3 separate regions of the Homo sapiens genome follow, and all the other regions are linked to region 1. A link is a loop called in an ENCODE intact Hi-C map of the cell type or tissue named here. Cell type or tissue: PC-9. All regions are shown on one strand. Each heading gives the region's core, and the rest is flanking DNA. Links, peaks and the distances in the headings are about the cores only. Region 1 holds the start of LOC124902109 (a long non-coding RNA gene). Region 2 overlaps DOCK8 (dedicator of cytokinesis 8). Region 3 overlaps DOCK8 (dedicator of cytokinesis 8).

Region 1 (7,716 bases), core at 1,161-6,160:
CAGTTGTAGGTCTTTTCACATAGTCCCATATTTCTTGGAGGCTTTGTTCGTTCCTTTTCATTCTTTCTTCTCTAATCTTGTCTTCATAACTTATTTCGGTAAGTTGATCTTCAATCTCTGATCCTTTTTTCCACTTGATTGATTTGGCTATTGATACTTGTGTACACTTCACGAAGTTCTTGTGCTATGTTTCTCAGCTCCATCAGGTCATTTATGTTCTTTTCTAAACTGGTTATTCTGGTTAGCAGTCTCTGTAACATTTTATCAAGGTTCTTAGCTTTTTTGCTTTTGGTTAGAACATGCTCCTTTAGCTCAGAGGAGTTGATTACCCACCTTCTGTAGCCTACTTCTGTTAATTTGTCAAACTCACTCTCCATCCAGTTTTGTGCCCTTGTTGGAGAGGAGTTGCAATCATTTGGAGAAGAGGCATTCTGGTTTTTGGAAGTTTCAGCATTTTTGCGCTGCTTTTTCCTCATCTTTGTGGATTTATCTACCCTCAATCTTTGAGGCTGGTGACCTTTGGATGGGGTTTTTGTGTGGGGATCCTTTTTGTTGATGTTGATGTTACTGCTTTTTGTCAGTTTCTCTTCTAACAGGACTGTCTTCTGCAGGTCTGCTGCACCTTGCTGGAGGTCCACTCCAGGCCCTGTTTGCGTGGGTATCACCAGCGGAGGCTGCAGAACAGAAAGATTGCTGCCTGGCCCTTCCTCTGGAAGCTTCATCCCAGAGGGGCACTAGCCTGATGCCAACCAGAGCTCTCCTGTATGAGGTGTCTGTCGACCCCTGTTGGGTGGTCTCTCCCAGTCAGGAGGCACCGAGGTCAGGGACCCACTTGAGGCAGTCTGTTCCTTAGCAGAGCTCGAGCGCTGTGCTGGGAGATCTGCTGCTCTCTTCAGAGCCGGCAGGCAGGAACGTTTAAGTCTGCTGAAGCTGCGCCCACAGCTGCCCCTTCCCCCAGGTGCTCTGTCCCAGGTAGATGGGAGTTTTATCTGTAAGACCCTGACTGGGTTGCTCCCTTTCTTTCAGAGATGCCCTGCCCAGTGAGGAGGACTCTAGAGAGGCAGTCTGGCCACAGCCGCTTTGCAGTCCTGTGGTGAGTTCCGCCCAGTCCAAACTTCCTGGCATCCTTAGCACTGTCAGGGGAAAGCCACCTACCCAAGCCTCAGTAATGATGGACATCCCTCCCCCAACCAAACTCGAACGTCCCAGGTGGACTTCAGACTGCTGTGCTGGCCGCAAGAATTTTAAGCCAGTGGTTTTTAGCTTGCTGGGTTCCATGGGAGTGGGACCTGTTGAGTGAGACCACTTGGCTCCCTGGCTTCAGCCCCCTTTCCAGGGGAGTGAACAGTTCTGTCTCGCTGGGGTTCCGGGCACTGCCAGGGTACAAAAAAAAAACCTGCAGCTAGGTTGGTGTCTGCCCAAACAGCCACCTAGTTTTGAGCTTGAAACCCAGGGCCCTGGTGGTGTAGGCACATGAGAGGATCTCATTTGCAGATTGCAAAAACCATGGGAAAAGCATAGTACCTGGGCCAGAGAGCACAGTCCCTTACAACTTTCCTTGGCTTGGGGAGGGAGGCCCCTGGGTCCTTGCGCTTCCAGGGTAAGGCAACGCCTCACCCTGCTTCTGCTTGCCTTCTGTGGGCTGTACCCACTGTCTAACCAGTCCTAATGAGATGGCCAGGGTACCTCAGTTGGCAATGCAGAAATCATCCGCCTTCTGCATTTGTCTTGCTGGGATCTGCAGACCAGAGCTGTTCCTATTTGGCCATCTTGCCGGAGCCACCCCCAGTCCTCAGTTTTTCTAGGAACTCAAATTGGAAATCAAAAACTAGATCTATCTTTTTTTTTTTCTATTTACATTCCTCCTATAATAGTCTCAAACCTCCCTGAGGCATAAGAATCACCTTAGGCTTACTAGGGGAAAAGTCATTTACAAAATATAAAAGAGAAAAATACATCTAAAATATATTATCCTTATTACATTCTTTCAGACTTTCCATAATGTCCTTTACTTTATCGCCTGTCACCCAAACTCCCTGTGAAGCCCTGCTCAAATTGCCAACTGGGGTAATGACAGTAACGATTGTTTATTAGCTACTTAGTATCAGACAAATGTGCTTTTAAACTTTACCATAAACTTGTAGATGTTCATATCCGCATTGAACAGATGAGAAGCTGGATCTTAGGAAAGGAGACTTGTGCAAAGTAGCAGAGCTAATTTCGGGGAGAAAAATAGTTTAGAAAAAACTCATTTGTGTCTTGTTTGTTTTTTCTCACTTTGGCTCAGAAGTCATTCATTCATTCAAATGCTGCAACTTTAAAACACAGCTAGAAAAACTTCCATTAAATAATATGGATGCTTACACACTGCTCAGTAAACAGCAACAAATATTACTTATTAATATTTATGATGACCAGGAAGATAAATGTCTTAGTGTGCAGAGAACAGAGTCCATCATGGCCAAAATCTTAGTACAGTTTGATATTTCAACAGCTGGGCAGGAAAGAAAGTAAAGTGCTTTGGGAAGACAATAGATCCTGGGTGAGATGGAAACGGGATTGGGTTTCCCCTTTTCTTTTGGATGGGAATTCGGAACACCTGGGATCTTGTTCAGGTTTGGCTAATACTGTGGAGAGACCATTTAAGGACCTTGTAGTTTAGTTTCCTTACCCATAAAATGACAGGTCAGGATGTTGGCAGCGAATCTGTATGGGTCTGCAGCAACTTCAGTGCTTGCCACCTCAGAAGAAAGAATTTGAGGGGCATAAGGCAGAGGGAGAGACTGAGGCAAGGTTTAGAGCATGTCGACGAAAAGAGTCAAACTCTGTAAAGTATTTGAAGACATTTATTCTGAGCCAAATATGAGTGACACAGCCCCCAGGAGGTCCTGAAAACATGTGCCCAAAGTGGACAGGGTGCAGCTTGGTTTTATACATTTCAGGGAGGCAAGAGACATCAATCAAATACATTTGAGCACTACATTGGTTTAGTCCAGAAAGGTGGGGGCAAGTCAAAGGGTTGAGAGGGTGGGGCGCGGGTTTCCAGGCTATAGGTGAGTTTAAGTATTTTGACAATTGGTTGAGTTTGTCTGAAGACCTGGGATTCATAGAAAAGGAATGTTCAGGTTAAGATAAAGATTGTGGAGACCTAAGTTGTTTTGAAGTCTCATAGTGCTGCCCTTAGAGACAACAGATGACAAATGTTTCTTATTTAGATCTTAGTTAATCTCTTTAGGATTGGGAGGGTCTGGAAGAAAAGGATCTAGCTGTGTTAATAGATTCTTTACAGATGCAAATTTTCCCCTATACAGAACAGCTTTGCAGGGCCATTACAAAATATGACGAACATGTTTTGGGGTAAAATATTTTGATTTTCTCCCTTGTCTCATGTTATGCCAGAGTCAGTTTGGAAAGTAAGTCACAATATATAGGGCTAATTAAAACCCATCTGATGAGAATTTGTGATTTGTAGGGCGTGATGCCCCAGACCCCTTAGATAGGAGTTTGGGCAAGATAAAAAAACATAATTTAGTCCTCGTGGGGTTTCACCCTGTTGCCCAGGCTGGTCTTGAACTCCTGACCTCAAGTGATCTGCTTGCATCAGCCTCCCAAAGTGCTGAGATTATAGGCCTGAGCCACTGCACCCAGCCTGATCTATGCTTTGCAGGCACTTTATCTGTGATATTTCATTTAATGTTTATAACATCATACCCATTTGGCTTTCTAGAAGCTCAGTGGTTACAAGTCTAGAGACAGGCATTTTTACCATCCATATTCTATAGATGTAGAAACTAGGGCTTAAAAAGGTAAAGTCCCTTGCTCAAAGTCTCGGCTGGTAAACGGGAAGCTAGGAGTCTAAGTTAGGTCTGTCTGGTTCCAGAGCTGCTGCTTTCTGGAACCCTGCAACATGGTGGCGCTTGTTCTCCATTGCAGAGCATTGGGGTTGGTCGTAAGGTGATGGTGATGGCGGTGGCCGTATGGTGGAAGGAACTTCATCCTTCGCAGACCAAGGGATATCGAGGAGAGTGCAATATGCAGATTCAGACACTAGGTGACAGAGTGCCACAGGGCAGACAACTCGCTACGCCTGGGTCTGCGGGGTGTGGTTCTCTCCTGCGTCCTGTATTCTTTTAAATTAAGAAAAGGCTACGCGCTCCTGTAAACCCTGTGGTCTTTTACACTAGGGCCAGGATATGTGCAACTAGATATATGCCCAAACTGTACGTGTTTCTTCCTTTATTGCGAGACATGAAGGAATTAAAGAACGAAAGAGGAAAGGAAAAGAGCAGTGGACTCAATACTGTAAAAGGCAAAGATTCCCTTTAAATTGCTTTTTAGAAAGTTTTTTTCAAAAAGATTTTTAAAGTTTTTTAAAAAGGATTTTAATAAATTATAATGTTTTATTTGGAAACATTTAATATTAAATTTCATTTAATTTCCACTTAGTTTTTAAAATTACTTTTATTTTACTCTGTCGCCCAGGCTGGAGTGCAGTGGTGCCCTCTCCACTTACTGCAACCTCTGCCTCCTCAGCTCACGCGATTCTCCTGCCTCAGATTCCGGAACAGCTGGGATTACAGGCGCCCACCACCATGCCCAGCTCATTTTTTTTGTATTTTCAGTAGAGAGGGAGTTTCGCCATGTTGGCCAGGCTGGTCTCGAACTCCTGATCTCGAGTGATCCGCCTGCCTTGGCCTCCCAAAGTGCTATGATTACGGGCGTGAGCCACTGTGTCCGACCTCCACCTAGTTTTTGAAAGAAGTAGTTCTCTTTCCATTTTTATTTTTTATTTTTTATTTATTTATTTTTGAGACGGGGTATCGCTCTGTCGCCCAAGCTGGAGTGCGCTGGTGCAATCTCGGCTCCCTGCAAGCTCCGCTTCCTGGGTTCACGCCATTCTCCTTCCTCAGCCTCCCGAGTAGCTGGGACTACAAGCGTGAGCCACCACGCCCGGCTAATTTTTTGTATTTTTAGTAGAGATGGGGTTTCACCGTGTTAGCCGGGATGGTCTCGATCTCCTGACCTCGTGATCCACCCGCCTCGGCCTTCCAAAGTGCTGGGATTACAGGCGTGAGCCACTGCGGCCGGCCCCAAAATAGGCTCATCTTTTGATGTTGCCCACAAGTGAATAAAGTTAAGGCAAAAGGTAGGTGTAGTGTAGTTGGCCCTGGAAGCCCGTCTTTTGGCCTTCACCTTACTTTAGGACGAAGTAGGGTCTGTCCAGTGGCCTACAAGAGGAAGTAATTCTGCTTTTTCCAAAGTTGCCTGGAGCATATTTTCAAAAATGAAGACTCTCACTTTAACTATATGAAGTCTGGTGCACACTATTTTGCATGCTGTGATTACTGGTTATTTAAGCTTCATCAATGAAAAGAAACAGCAGAGCAAGAGTCAAGCTTTAGTCTAATAAGAAATGAGAAACAGAAGCTGTCAGCCACCGAATGGGAACGAAGGGGTAGTGAGGCAAGGACATGCCACCTTCCTACTCTACAACTCAGAACCTCACAAGGGAGGCTGTTTTGCCTCTCTAGTTCCATGTTAAGCTGGTTTTAATCTCCATCTTGATTGCCTTCCTTCCAAATGGATGGATGTATTCAGAGAGATTGTCCTGATCCATCCTGATTGTCTGCCAATGTATCTGCTGATGTGGGTAGGGCCACCTGGCATACACTTGCAGGGCCATGCTCTTGTGAATCAGACAGTCACATTGCATGGCAAAGGAGACCTGCATTTGATGTTCAAAAATGAGAGAGCCCAAGGAGCCTCAGCTCTTGGTTGCAACACTGGGGACAAACTATGAATAATAAAGTGAGTGACACAAGGGCTTAAGGTCAGGAACTCCTGTGGCATTTTGGTTTAGCTCAGTTGGAGGTGTGGGAGGAGTGTGATGGAGCTGAACCCAGATTACGGAGGAAGCTTCATCATGCCAGACCGAGCTGAAGCCATTGAGTGGCTTTCAACAGGGAATAACATGACTGTACTGAAAGCGGCAGGGCTGACATTGGGGAGACCAGTTCTGATGACCTTGCAGCAGTCCAGAAGAAATGATGGTGCCCTGAACTGTGTTAGCAGCAGTGGAAGAGGGTGGACCCAAGAGCTGTGGGGAGGAAGAACCTGTAGACTTGACGACCACCTAGCTAACATATTCATGGCAATGAGTCTTGGAAGTTCTACAGCGCACCTGGAGGGATGGTGGGATCAGCGAGGCCAACACTGAGAGAAACGCAGGCGTGGATGCCCTGGCACAACCTCGCAGCAGATCCTAATTCCTGGGAGGACCCCTTTCCTTCCCACATTTGACAAAGACAGTCTACGCAGATTCCCTAGAAAAACCTCCTCGCTGCCCACAGGTTGCTTTTTTTTTTTGTTCCCCATCAGAGCAGCCTGCTGGAACTCAGCAAGGCAGTGGACAATCCAATGGTCGTACCAGCGATTGTCCATACCTGTGGGATAACTAGGAAGACAGTTATTTTTGTGTGAGTGCCTGTGTGCTCTGGGGAGAGATGCCAGTGAGTGAAACTGGAATGAACAACCTGACCTCGAGGAAAAAAATGACCTTATCGTTAACAAAATAGTGAATGCTTCCACAGTGCCTGTTTGTACAGAGTGCTTCACAAGCATGAGCTCATGTGATTTCCTCATCACTTGCTTTTCCAGCTGTAACAGGTTTGGAGAAGGCAGCTGTGGATTCTCTTTAGCTTTTGTTTGAGAGGTTTCTCTCTTCCTGGTCAAGAAGCCACATGACCCGAATGTAACTAGGACGGTGTTGTTGAGCACTTGCTTGTGGACCCCTCTGGGGTCTGCAGATGACTGGCAGGATGCTGGAGCCTGCAGGTTTTGCTAGTTTCCTACTTGCATGGATCCTTTCTTGCCCCAGCTCTGGATAGGTTCCCAGGCTTCATTAGAATTCATGGACGGTTATCTGCAAAGACTTCTGGACAAGAAGGTATAATGGTTCTTTTATGTGTCAATTTGACTGTCAAGGGATGCCCAGAAAGCTGGCACACCTCTGCGTGGGTGTCTCTGAAAGGGATGAGCATTTGAATTGGTGACCGAGTAAAGAAGGCTTTCCTCACCACTGCGGGTGGGTACCATTCAGTCTACGGAGGGCTTGAATAGGACAACAACGTGTAGGAAGATAGAGTTCCCGTTCTGCTTGAGCTGGGACCTCCATCCTCTCCTGCCCTCAGACACTGGCTTCCCTGGTTCTTAGGCCTTTGGGTCTGGGCTGGAGCCACACCCCTGGCTTTCCTGGGCCTCCACCTCACAGATGGCAGACCACAGGACTTCCTGGCCTCAGTAATTGCATATGCCAGTCCCTTGTAGTCGATCACTTTCTATACATCTATATATATCCTATTGGTTCTGCTCCTCTGGAGAGCCCTAATACAATGGAGTATCACAGGAGTGTGTCCCCCAAACCCTATGCTGTGTAGCACCCTGATTCCTGTGGCACCTTTCTTCTGATGTAGGAGATGTTAATACTGGTGGTAAGGTTGAAAATAATTTTTTAAAATGGCTAGACACACAAAGTAGCAGTGTATTTAAACCTTGTCTGCTATTTTAGTAGCATGAGGCATTCCTGAATAAAAAGGAAATAGCAGAAGCAAGCAGGCTGGTCGCTTGGGAAGGGCACCTTGAGGGGCCCTTATCAGAGCTACAGCCCGAGGTACTGTGGCAGGTAAATAAGTTCTGTTCTTGTTGACCGATCAATGG
Region 2 (5,000 bases), core at 1-5,000, 380 kb after region 1:
AAGAAAGTAGGTAAGAAAGCTAAAGCTATTTGAACACCCTAATATCATATCCTTATTTGCAAATTAAGTTTTAAAGTCAACACCTAAAGCAAAAACTGATTACAGCAAACATTGCTCTTGACAGTCGTTTAAATTATCCACAGAGGGCTAGGTGTGTTGACTCATGCCTGTAATCCTAGCACTTTGGGAGGCCGAGGAGGCAGATTACTTGAGGTCAGGAGTTTGAGACGAGCCTGGTCAACATGGTGAAACCCCATCTATACTAAAAATACAAAAATTAGCCAGATGTGGTGGTTCACGGTTGTAATCCCAGCTACTCTGGAGGCTGAGGCAGGAGAATCACTTAAACCTGGGAGGCAGAGGTTGCAGTGAGCCAAGATTGCACCACGGCACTCCAGCCTGGGTGACAGAGTAAGTGAGACTCTGTTTCAAAAAAAAAAAAAAATTACCCACAGAGTCCAGTACGCATGCAACCCAATGTACTAATTCTTGCGTACATTAAAATTTGAGAGCTACTTAGCTAAACTAAAAGATGACAAAAGGAAAATCTCTGTATACATGCTTGGGTATTTTAACCAATTAGATCCCAGGCGGGTTAGTGGTGAGGAATGGAGAATGCTTAGGTGTTTCAGCTTATCGACTGGTTTCACTTCGTTTTGTGAGGTTAGTCAAACCTTAATAATTTTAATATGCGTTAACACATTTGTTTGCTGTTGTGAGTCTGAAGTGAAGCTGTCTCACTTGAGAGAGGCGTGGGGTTGAGTTTTAGTCTAGCAGGTGGTCTAACTGTGCACATATTATAACTGGACTACACCTTGATCTTCTCATTGTAGGAAAGACATGCTCCCCCAGCTTCAAAGGTCGCCTCTAGAAAATAGGTCAGTTTGTCTGCCAGGGTCTTATGGCAAGAAGAGATTAGACAAGGATAAGCTGCTTCTTAAAGTAATTCATGCTGCTTTCTGGGCAGCATTATTACAAGAACACCTTGCTCTGGAGGTTATATAAAATAGCCAAGCAGCAAAACTCTGTCTGCTAAGGTATTAAGGAAACATATTGGCCAAACTTCCCTTTGAAATAAAATGTCTCTATTCTGGTCATTTCAAGTCAAAACATGGCAACTGCGAAACCAAACAGGACATGGGTTAAAGAAGTCAGGCTGTAGGCAAATAATGGTTTTTAAGAAAGGAAAATGGTATAATACCTATAACCAGTCACTGCATAGGGCCTGTGATAGCCTAATATTAAATTTTAGAGCAAGTGGACTAATTTGTTTTTAGCCTAACCATATCTTTTTTCACTTTTCCTTTTATAGTTAAATCCTGGTACCTCTCACTAGACATATGGTGCCTGGAATACTGCAAAGTGCACAGCACCAGGCCCCGGCCCTCCCACACTTGGTCTTTCCCTCATCCAGTCCAAAGGGAGACTTGGGGAGGCTCATTCCCTCCTTGCCTGTTTAATAAACATTTCCCTGTGATGTCAGCTCTTGCAAATGGCTTCCTGTGTTATCCTTTGCAATAAGCATATTTACCCTTTTTTTCTTTTTTTTTTTTTTTGAAATGGAGTCTCATTCTGTCGCCCAGGCTGGAGTGCAGTGGCACGATCTCAGCTCACTGCAGCCTCTGCCTCCCGTGTTCAAGTGATTCTCCTGCCTCAGCCTCCTGAGTAGCTGAGATTACAGGTGCCTGCCATCATGCCCGGCTAGTTTTTGTATCTTTAGTAGGAGGGGGTTTCACCATGTTGGCCAGGCTTATCTTGAACTCCTGACCTCAGGTGATCCACCCACCTCGGCCTCCGAAAGTGCTGGGAATACAGGTATGAACCACTGTGCCCTGCCATATTTACATTTTAATACAGGTCTTCAAAGACATTAAAAACTTAAGTAGCTACTATAATGGTGAGATTCTTGAGTGCCTAGAAGAGAGGAAATTAGGGCAGACAGTTTTTTTTCCCTCCATCCCTCAGACCACATAGGCTGGGACTATGATTGGGGAATTTTGTTGCTTTAAAAATCCTGGTAAGCAGTTTAACAGCTTTTAAAGTTTCTGAACTCATAGGTAAGGCTGATTGTGAAGAATTATGAGGAAGCATTTCATATTAGTTTATATGGTATTGAAACAAATGATACCTAATTATTGCCATTCACTTTTGTCAAGGATGACTTGTGCCCAGCTTTCCCTCTACTAAAAGGAGGCCAATGCAGTGGTTCTCAAAATGTGGTCCCTGGACCAGCATCAGCTGGGAACTTGTTAGAAATGCAAATTCTTGAGCCTCCAGCTCAGATCTATTGAATCAGAAACTCAGGAGGTAGGGTCCAGCGATGAGTTTTAACAAGGCTTCCAGGTAATTCTGATGCATGAGAAAGTGGGAGAAACACTGAGTTAATGGGCAATTAGGTGGTCAAATGTGGCGTAAAGGACAGGGCTGCAAAAGTGTGTGTGGGGTGTGTGTGTGTTAGCACATCAGGGACAGGCAGGGGAGCACTTTGACTATTCCCAAGCACAGTGTGAGGGCATGAGGAAATCCTTCTGTTCTTATCCTGGGATGAACCTCACATTGCTCTCTTCAGTACCTTTTTGCTGGCTGGCCTTGGGGCTGCAGGTGAACTTGGAGCATCACTACTGCCAGAGCAATAGTAAGACATTCGGCTGCAGTTGCGATCGGCGATCTAAAATACACAAACCATGGCTTAACAGTCAACCAACCATGGAAAGGTAAGCCAGACATCTGGAAATCACAACCTCAGAATTCATTTTTTTATACATATTTTTTTTCCTGGTTACAAAGGTAAAACAATTGCCATAAGTAAATATAAAACAAAGCAAAGACAGTGAAGTTATACCTAATTTTACTTGCTCTTGAGACAACACCCGTTAATAGTTTGTGTGTAGCAACCTACAGTTAAAAACTATTTAAGAATCTGGGCTGCTGAGTAGTCCCTTCTAGGAGTCTGTGACTTCAGGGGACGCCAGGAAAAAATGTGTGGGAACAGTGTCTCTCTGTGGTTTAGTACGGTACTGCACCACGCTGTCTCCTAAACACCAATACATTGTCAAAAACTACCTCTGAAGGGAAGTGGAGTGCTCATGCTCTATCAGACATTTTCTCCCCATGCAACAAAATAATTCGAAAATTGCTAACCCTGTCCACATAAAAATTTAATATTTTCATTTTATTAAAGAAAAATAGAAAGATCAAGGCTGTCAGTAATAGCTGCAGACCACTTCTTTCCTGGGTGATCAGAAAGTGGTATTACTGAAAGGGGCTTTCAATATGAGGCTGAGTTGTGTTGTGCTGGCAAATGTTTAACAACCAGTTGTCAGGGGGGTAGGGGTAATTTGTAGCATTTGCCAATTTTTGTGCCACAAATACTTTCATCATAACTGATTTCAATCTACCAACACGATGTCATAGAAATGCAGTGTGGTAGCAAACCATTATATAATATTTCCATCACACAGACACAGTAAACGTAAAGAAGGAAGAACTTAGATATTGTAGCATATAGTGAAATTATTAGGAAGGGACTAGGTTTACCTTTTTAAAGTGAACTTTTAATTTTGAAGTATAAGTTGTATAGTTATTATTAGATTTACAGAGAAGTTACAAAGGTAGTATTTCTTATATGACTTTCATTGCATTTCTCTTAATATCTTTTATAGTAAGGTACATTTGTCAAAACTAAGAAACTAACATTGATATGTTACTATTAACTAAACACGAACGACTCGGATTTCACCAGTTTTTGCACTCATGTCCTATTTCTGTTCCAGGATACAATCTAGCATACCACATTGCATTCAGATTACCTTTGTTTTTAATATAACTTATTTAATTTTAAGTTTATACGATTTAATTTTAACAATGTCTGTTTCAAAACTGGCTCAAAAAATTCTGGAAAACTAAGCAATCAGCTTTTGGGAACAGGTATGAGCTCACTCCAGCACATCCCTGAACTGATTTTTGTAAGTCAAAAAGGATAGAATACGAATAATTCCTGATGGCTCAAACTACAGATCATCAGCATCTCAGGGGGTGAATCCAGTGGTTTTTTCATTTATTTTTTATTTATTTTTATTTTTTTAGACGTAGTCTCGCTCTGCTGCCCAGGCTGGAGTGCGGTGGCACGATCTTGGCTTACTGCAAGCTCCGCCTCCCGGGTTCACGCCATTCTCCTGCCTCAGCCTCCTGAGTAGCTGGGATTACAGGCGCCCGCCACCACGCCCGGCTAATTTTTTGTATTTTTAGTAGAGACGGGGTTTCACCGTGTTAGCCAGGATGGTCTCGATCTCCTGACCTCGTGATCTGCCCGCCTCAGCCTCCGAAAGTGCTGGGATTACTGGCATGAGCCACGGTGCCCGGCCAAATCCAGTGTTTTTAAAAGACCCAGGGTAGATGGTTCTTAAGTTCATTCAGGGACCAGGACCTCTGCAGAGATGAGGACATGAGGCCCAGCACAGTTACATGACTTTCCCATGGCCACACAGCGGGGCAGTATTGGCGCCCAGCCCCAAACCCTGGCCTGCAGATTTCCTTCCTCACACCACACAGTGTCAAGTGGCTGGAATTTGTAAGGGTGAAACTGTGTCTGTGTCTAAACCTAGAGATTTTGATTTCTCTTTATCAGGGGAAATGATATTACTCTAATAGCTCGGCCACCCTGAGGCCACAGATCATTGGAGAAAAAATTCAGGCTAAGAATTCATCGTGGTAGCTTTGTGAGTAGATTAAAGACTGTTGGATCGTATACTCCATCTTTTAAAAAAGGGTGAATTTTATGGTATGTGAATAATATCATAATCTTTAAAAAATTCCTAATGAGAGACAATCTACAAAATACTTGACCATTACTCCTCAAAACTGTCAAGGTCATGAAGAACAAAGAAAGTCTAAGAAATTGTTTCCAGCAAGAGGAGCCTATGGAGGCAAGACTGCAAAATGTAATATGGCATTCAGAATGGGATCCTGGGACAGAAAAAGGACATTAGAGAAAAACTGAG
Region 3 (5,000 bases), core at 1-5,000, 420 kb after region 1:
CTGATCCTATGTCCATTCTTTGGCACCAGAGTTGCTGCCTGACAGGCTGACTGGTCCCCCTTCAGTAATTCCTCTTCCACATTCCTCCCCATTAAGGTTGCTATCTACGTTCTGTCCAAACAAAATTATATTAGTTTCAAAATAATGCAGGGAGAGGCACAGGTGTTATTATTCTGCTTATCCGCAAAGTGAGGACAAACCACTAATTTGATGTTTGTTCTTTACAAAAGAGGAAGCAGCCATCAATCAATTCCTTCCTCCGTGGGTTGGCTCGTTATTAAAATGAAAGAAAACCTGCCAGAAAACCAAACCCCTGCCCTTTATCTCTCCCTAGTAAGACTATCTCATTGATGTTCTAAGAAAATTAAAGTGGCATGAACGTGTCCTGGACGGCACGTACATTGGCAGAATCTAGTTCAGCAGCCATTAAGTTAAAAGTATTGTAACCAGGAAATAAATGCAAAGGTAAAAAACACAAGAAGAGTGGCACCTCCCAGTGCTTTGGGAAGCTGAGGTAGGAAGATTGCTTGAGGCTAGGAGTTCAAGACCAGCCTGGGCAACAGAGTGAGACCTTGTCTCTAGAAAAGATAAAATAATTAGCTGGTGTGGTGACACACAGCAGTGGTCCTAGCTTCTTGGGAGGCTGAGTTGGGAGGATCACTTAAGCCCAGCAGTTTGAGGCTGCAGTGAGCTAGAATCGTACCACTGCACTCCAATCTTGGAGACAGAGCAAGATCCTGTCTCTTAAAAGAAGAAAATGAAAGAAGGGCATGAGAAAACAGAACTCCAAGTTTGCGATGAGCCGAACTTGAGGAGCACAAGGAGATTCCTGGAAAGGTGAGAATGAGGGGAGGCCATGTTTTCAACAATGGGAGTTAGGGGAAGAACAAACAAGCTCAGAAGAGCTATTGGAGGGCGGCGGAGGGAGAAAGAAGAAACAGATTACATGAAGTATAAATTAAGAATAATTTTCATGTCCCTACTCTGAGAAGCAAATTCATCCAAGTCTGAGCCAAAGAGAATGAATCAGAATTCTAAGGTTTCTGAGTGTGTCTTCTGAGAAAAATTCAGAGACTATTGTGTACATTTGTGTATATTACCTTTAAGGACATTAACTGACACTTCCAGAGAACAGAAATGTAAATCTGTTAATGGGATAACGAAACTGGTCTGTGTCCTGTGAGCTGATTGACAGAAGTTTAGAAACGCTGCTAAACTTGTCTTTGAGCCCTGATAGGAGAGAAAGCTCAGCCCATGTCACCCCTATCAAGTGAGTGGAGTGGTATAAAAGGAACGACCAGCTTGGGCTTAAAAGCTGTAATTCTAGGGAAAGATAAGAAATAGGCTTTGAGATTTGCTTATTGCTAAATGTACAGTTATTAGCCTGGGCATGGAAACCCCTTAGAAATCATTAAAATGAGCCGTTATGTTGAGCTCCTCTAATTTTATCCTTATGAAGCCATGATATTTATATTTCCATTAATAGTTGCATGAATCTCAATTTACATTTTGAAAGTTGTCAAAGAACATGAAACAAAGCAGCCAGGACTGGCACATTTTTTGAAAGTTTTAGAATCTTTCTGTTGTTGACACCAGTGGGTAAAGAAATTTCATCTTTTAACTATAAAAGACACATGACATCTGATGAATTAGCCATGGTTTTAAACAATTACCTTATTACGCTGTCAAAACACAGTCCTTTCAACTACTCACAGCTCTGTTTTATTTTGTACTGTGGGGTTTACCTGCACCTCCCACTCAGTTTCTTCCCTTGGGAAACCCTGACACAGCATCTCATATTTTGCCTGAGTAAAAGACGATCTGGAAGTATAAGACGATTCCCGACTTCTGCTGAGGGCCCAAGGGCAGCCTGTCTGAGGCCTGAAACCACAGGACATCCATTAAGGAGAGCTGTTAAAATACCTCTGCTTTAGAGATGGCCAAACACTCTCAGTGAAAGGTGGATGAATGCTGACCTTTGGGGGCATCTGTAAAGCACATGAGGAGGTCAGAACTGAGGATGAAAAAGCTGCAAAATAGCGTCCCCCACAACTTCCCAATAGCAAAAGAAATAAGACTAAACAGTTTCCCAAAGCTGTCCCGTCAGAAGAGAAGAAGCCACTTCAAAGGACTGATTTTAAATAATAATTTGTAAAACTAACAAAAGTATAGAAATCAAAGACAAAAGGCTTTTTGGATTTTAGGTGCTCCCTCTAATCTAGACAAACTATTCAAGATCAGAGTCAAATGCAAGCCTAACTTTGACTTAATTTCATCACCACTTCTCCATTGCTTCTGCCTCCACCAACCAGGGCAACTCATGTAGAAACAGGGTGCCTCATGAAGCTTCCTGCTGAATTCTATGTAAAGGACAGTGGAAAAATGACACTCGTCACTGTTAAACCGACCGCAGGACTTTTAGGTAGGACCGTTCTATATGGGCTGTAACACCAAAGCACTGTGGACTCAAGAGTATAAAATAAGGAGAGTGGTATGGAGTTGTGAACGGTGGAATCAGTGACACTAATGTACACAGCACCTCCTTACTCCTACCTGCCTCAACCATGATTCTAGGAAAATTCGGCACATTCTGTGGTTTACATATGAGACAAAATTGGTGAATGTGTAAATATGTATAGTAAGCAACTCTCCCCAAAATGAGAAGATTTCGATCTTTAGCTACATTAAGGGATGCATCTCTTGGTCCCCCTCCCCACTACACCTTCCAAAAAAATGCCAGATGTCTAAGGTCAGGACTTACTAATGAAAGGAGGCAGAAACTGACAGGCTAGAATAAAATCCTTTGCGAAAAAATGACAACAGTGATCTCGGAGGATGCTGCAATACTTTTCAGTTTTTCCTGGTCTTGCACTTCAAGGGCAAAAAATACAATATGTGTCCTACTTTCATAAATCACGACTTCATATGTTTTGTAACGAAAAAGGTAGTCGTGTGTCTGAATCTAGAAAGTGAGTGAATTGTGTCCTCTAGTGGCTGAATATTATACTGGAACGGTAGCTTTGCTGTCATAACCTTAGGCAATTGGTTCCCTCCTGAATTTTTTCATTCTTACAAATAGGAGGATTGCTGAGTTTTGGAGCAAGGCATTAGGAATGTGGGGATTGTGTTCCTGATTTATTATCGAGACCAAGTTGCAACTAGCACCAGAAATTCACTTTGTCTTTGTCTCCGTTCCTTGGCTAATTCAAATGACTAGATTTTGCCTGGGCTGCCACTGCCCTTCCTAACTACATGGTTTGTTTATAAAAGCTTCTGTTCCATAAGCGACTGCTTGCTAAGCCTAGTAAAACCAAGTACTGGGCTTCCGCATCATCTGATACTTAGGACAGAGTTTTTTGTTTTTGTTTTTTGAAAGAGTCTCACTCTGTTGCCCAGGCTGGAGGGCAGTGGCATGATCACGGCTCACTGTAGCCTCGACCTTCCTGGCTCAAGCGATCCTCCCACCTCAGCCTCACAAGTAACTGGGACTGCAGGTGTGGACCCCCACCCCTGGCTAATTTTTTTGTTGTTGTTGTAGAGACAGGGTCTTGCTATGTTGCCTAGGCTGGTCTTGAACTCCTGGGCTCAATGGATCCTCCCGCCTCGGCCTCCCAAAGTGCTGGGATTGCAGGTGTGAGCCGCTGTGCCCGGTATGGAGCATTTGACAACTCCATATGGTACAGGAACTCATTAAGGGTTGGTGGAAGCTTCCCTTCCATGAGAAGGAGGGGGACGCTTTGATTTTGAACAAAAGAGAGTGTCAGACCACCAGTGCCCCATCCCAGACCACCTGAATGGGAGTCTTCAGGGTGGGGCTGGACACTTACTCTGATGCACAACCACCCTTCCTTCACCTAGCACTGAGAAGATCCACTCTGAATACAGAGCTAACTGGGCTTAAACTGGGAACCTATTTCCTTGGATGAAATTAAGTCCCTTTCAAGGATACTCCCCATGTCCTGCCCCTCTTCCTAACCACTTCGTTTGCAGTTATTTCTGGTTCATTTCTTTCCTTAGAAGTTCTAGTCACTAAATCATAACTCGCAGACATTCCTTCCGGTCAGGTCCTGCATGCATGCTACGCCATTCCTTTTCCCCCGCAGAAGAGAAGGTGGGTAGTACTCCTTAAGACTCCACTGCGATATGGGAGCACATCCCCGTTAGGCCAGATCAGACTTCTGGTCTGAGAACATTCAGCTGAATAGGAGGAGTCCTGAAAACAGCTAATTATCCATCAGAGAAATCATGTTCCAACTGATATGCTTGTTCTCAGCAAGCACCGTCCTCCACAGCAAGTCTGATAATTGGATAAACAAGACCTCAGAGGCTCTCGGGGGCTGAAGTGAGAGATGAAAACGTACTTTATGTGGCTCTTTTTACTGTAATCACCCATTAAAGGGACGGCAGGGAGCTTAACAGCTCATTACAACCTCATTGCCTGTGATCTCCGCACATACCCCTCTGGCGGCCGCAGGATAGGATGCCCTTGAAGACCTTGCTGGGCCTTGGCCTCAGCCCATGCTGTTTTCATTCTGCCCCCACCAGAAAGCAGCTGGTGTCTCTAGTACCAGCTGTTGGGTCACATGGAAAATAAGCCAGGAGTTGGTGCAAATGTGTTCCTAGGCAAACCACTAGCATTTTCTTAATCTGGACACAGAGCAAGGAACGCCAAGCTTGGATTCGGATAATCCTTTTCATCAGCTCAGTTTTTCCAGCTGTTCTGCTCTGCTTTCAGAATTGCTGTCCTTCTGCTTGTGATTTCTCAGAGTGTCCTGCCTGGCTCTGGTTCAGAGGACCCTGCTCTAGCTCCATGCCTCTAACCCACAGAGGCTGCACATGGCACTGCAGAGGGCCCGAGCCGCTGGTTTGGGAGCCCCTGGTCATTCCTGGGATGAGCACTTCTGGCTCTAGAAGTTGGTCTCTATCGTTAGAGCAAGGATTTATTTTATGAATGCCCAACCCTCACGGACCCACGGGGATACTTCTGGGAGCACTACCCA

The links. A loop is a pair of places that touch in the nucleus more often than their neighbours do. Peaks named below come from ENCODE experiments on the same cell type or tissue, not always from the same donor. Only the 100,000 strongest peaks of a DNase experiment are listed, where the experiment ranks them.
Region 2: a loop joins it to region 1, with 10 times the contacts of the local background. A loop is called at or near these places in 45 of 110 quality-filtered maps.
Region 3: a loop joins it to region 1, with 17 times the contacts of the local background. A loop is called at or near these places in 9 of 110 quality-filtered maps.

What each region holds. Positions count from the first base shown.
Region 1 is chr9:760,529-768,244 of GRCh38, reverse strand. It overlaps LOC124902109 (a long non-coding RNA gene), which reads left to right and starts at 6,864. Exons shown (of 4, transcript XR_007061394.1): 1 at 6,864-6,946. RefSeq lists a silencer at 6,522-6,816. In PC-9, for the core only: no CTCF peak of the experiment used is centred there; a DNase peak (open chromatin) is centred at 3,064.
Region 2 is chr9:383,999-388,998 of GRCh38, reverse strand. DOCK8 (dedicator of cytokinesis 8) reads right to left here. Exons shown (of 48, transcript NM_203447.4): 23 at 2,573-2,668. Among named protein-coding and RNA genes, the nearest start is that of DOCK8-AS2, 84 kb to the left of the region's middle. In PC-9, for the core only: CTCF peaks have their summits at 2,806 and 3,005; a DNase peak (open chromatin) is centred at 2,998.
Region 3 is chr9:345,875-350,874 of GRCh38, reverse strand. The region is part of intron 14 of DOCK8 (dedicator of cytokinesis 8); the gene reads right to left. Among named protein-coding and RNA genes, the nearest start is that of DOCK8-AS2, 120 kb to the left of the region's middle. In PC-9, for the core only: a CTCF peak has its summit at 3,007 (motif pointing left); no DNase peak of the experiment used is centred there.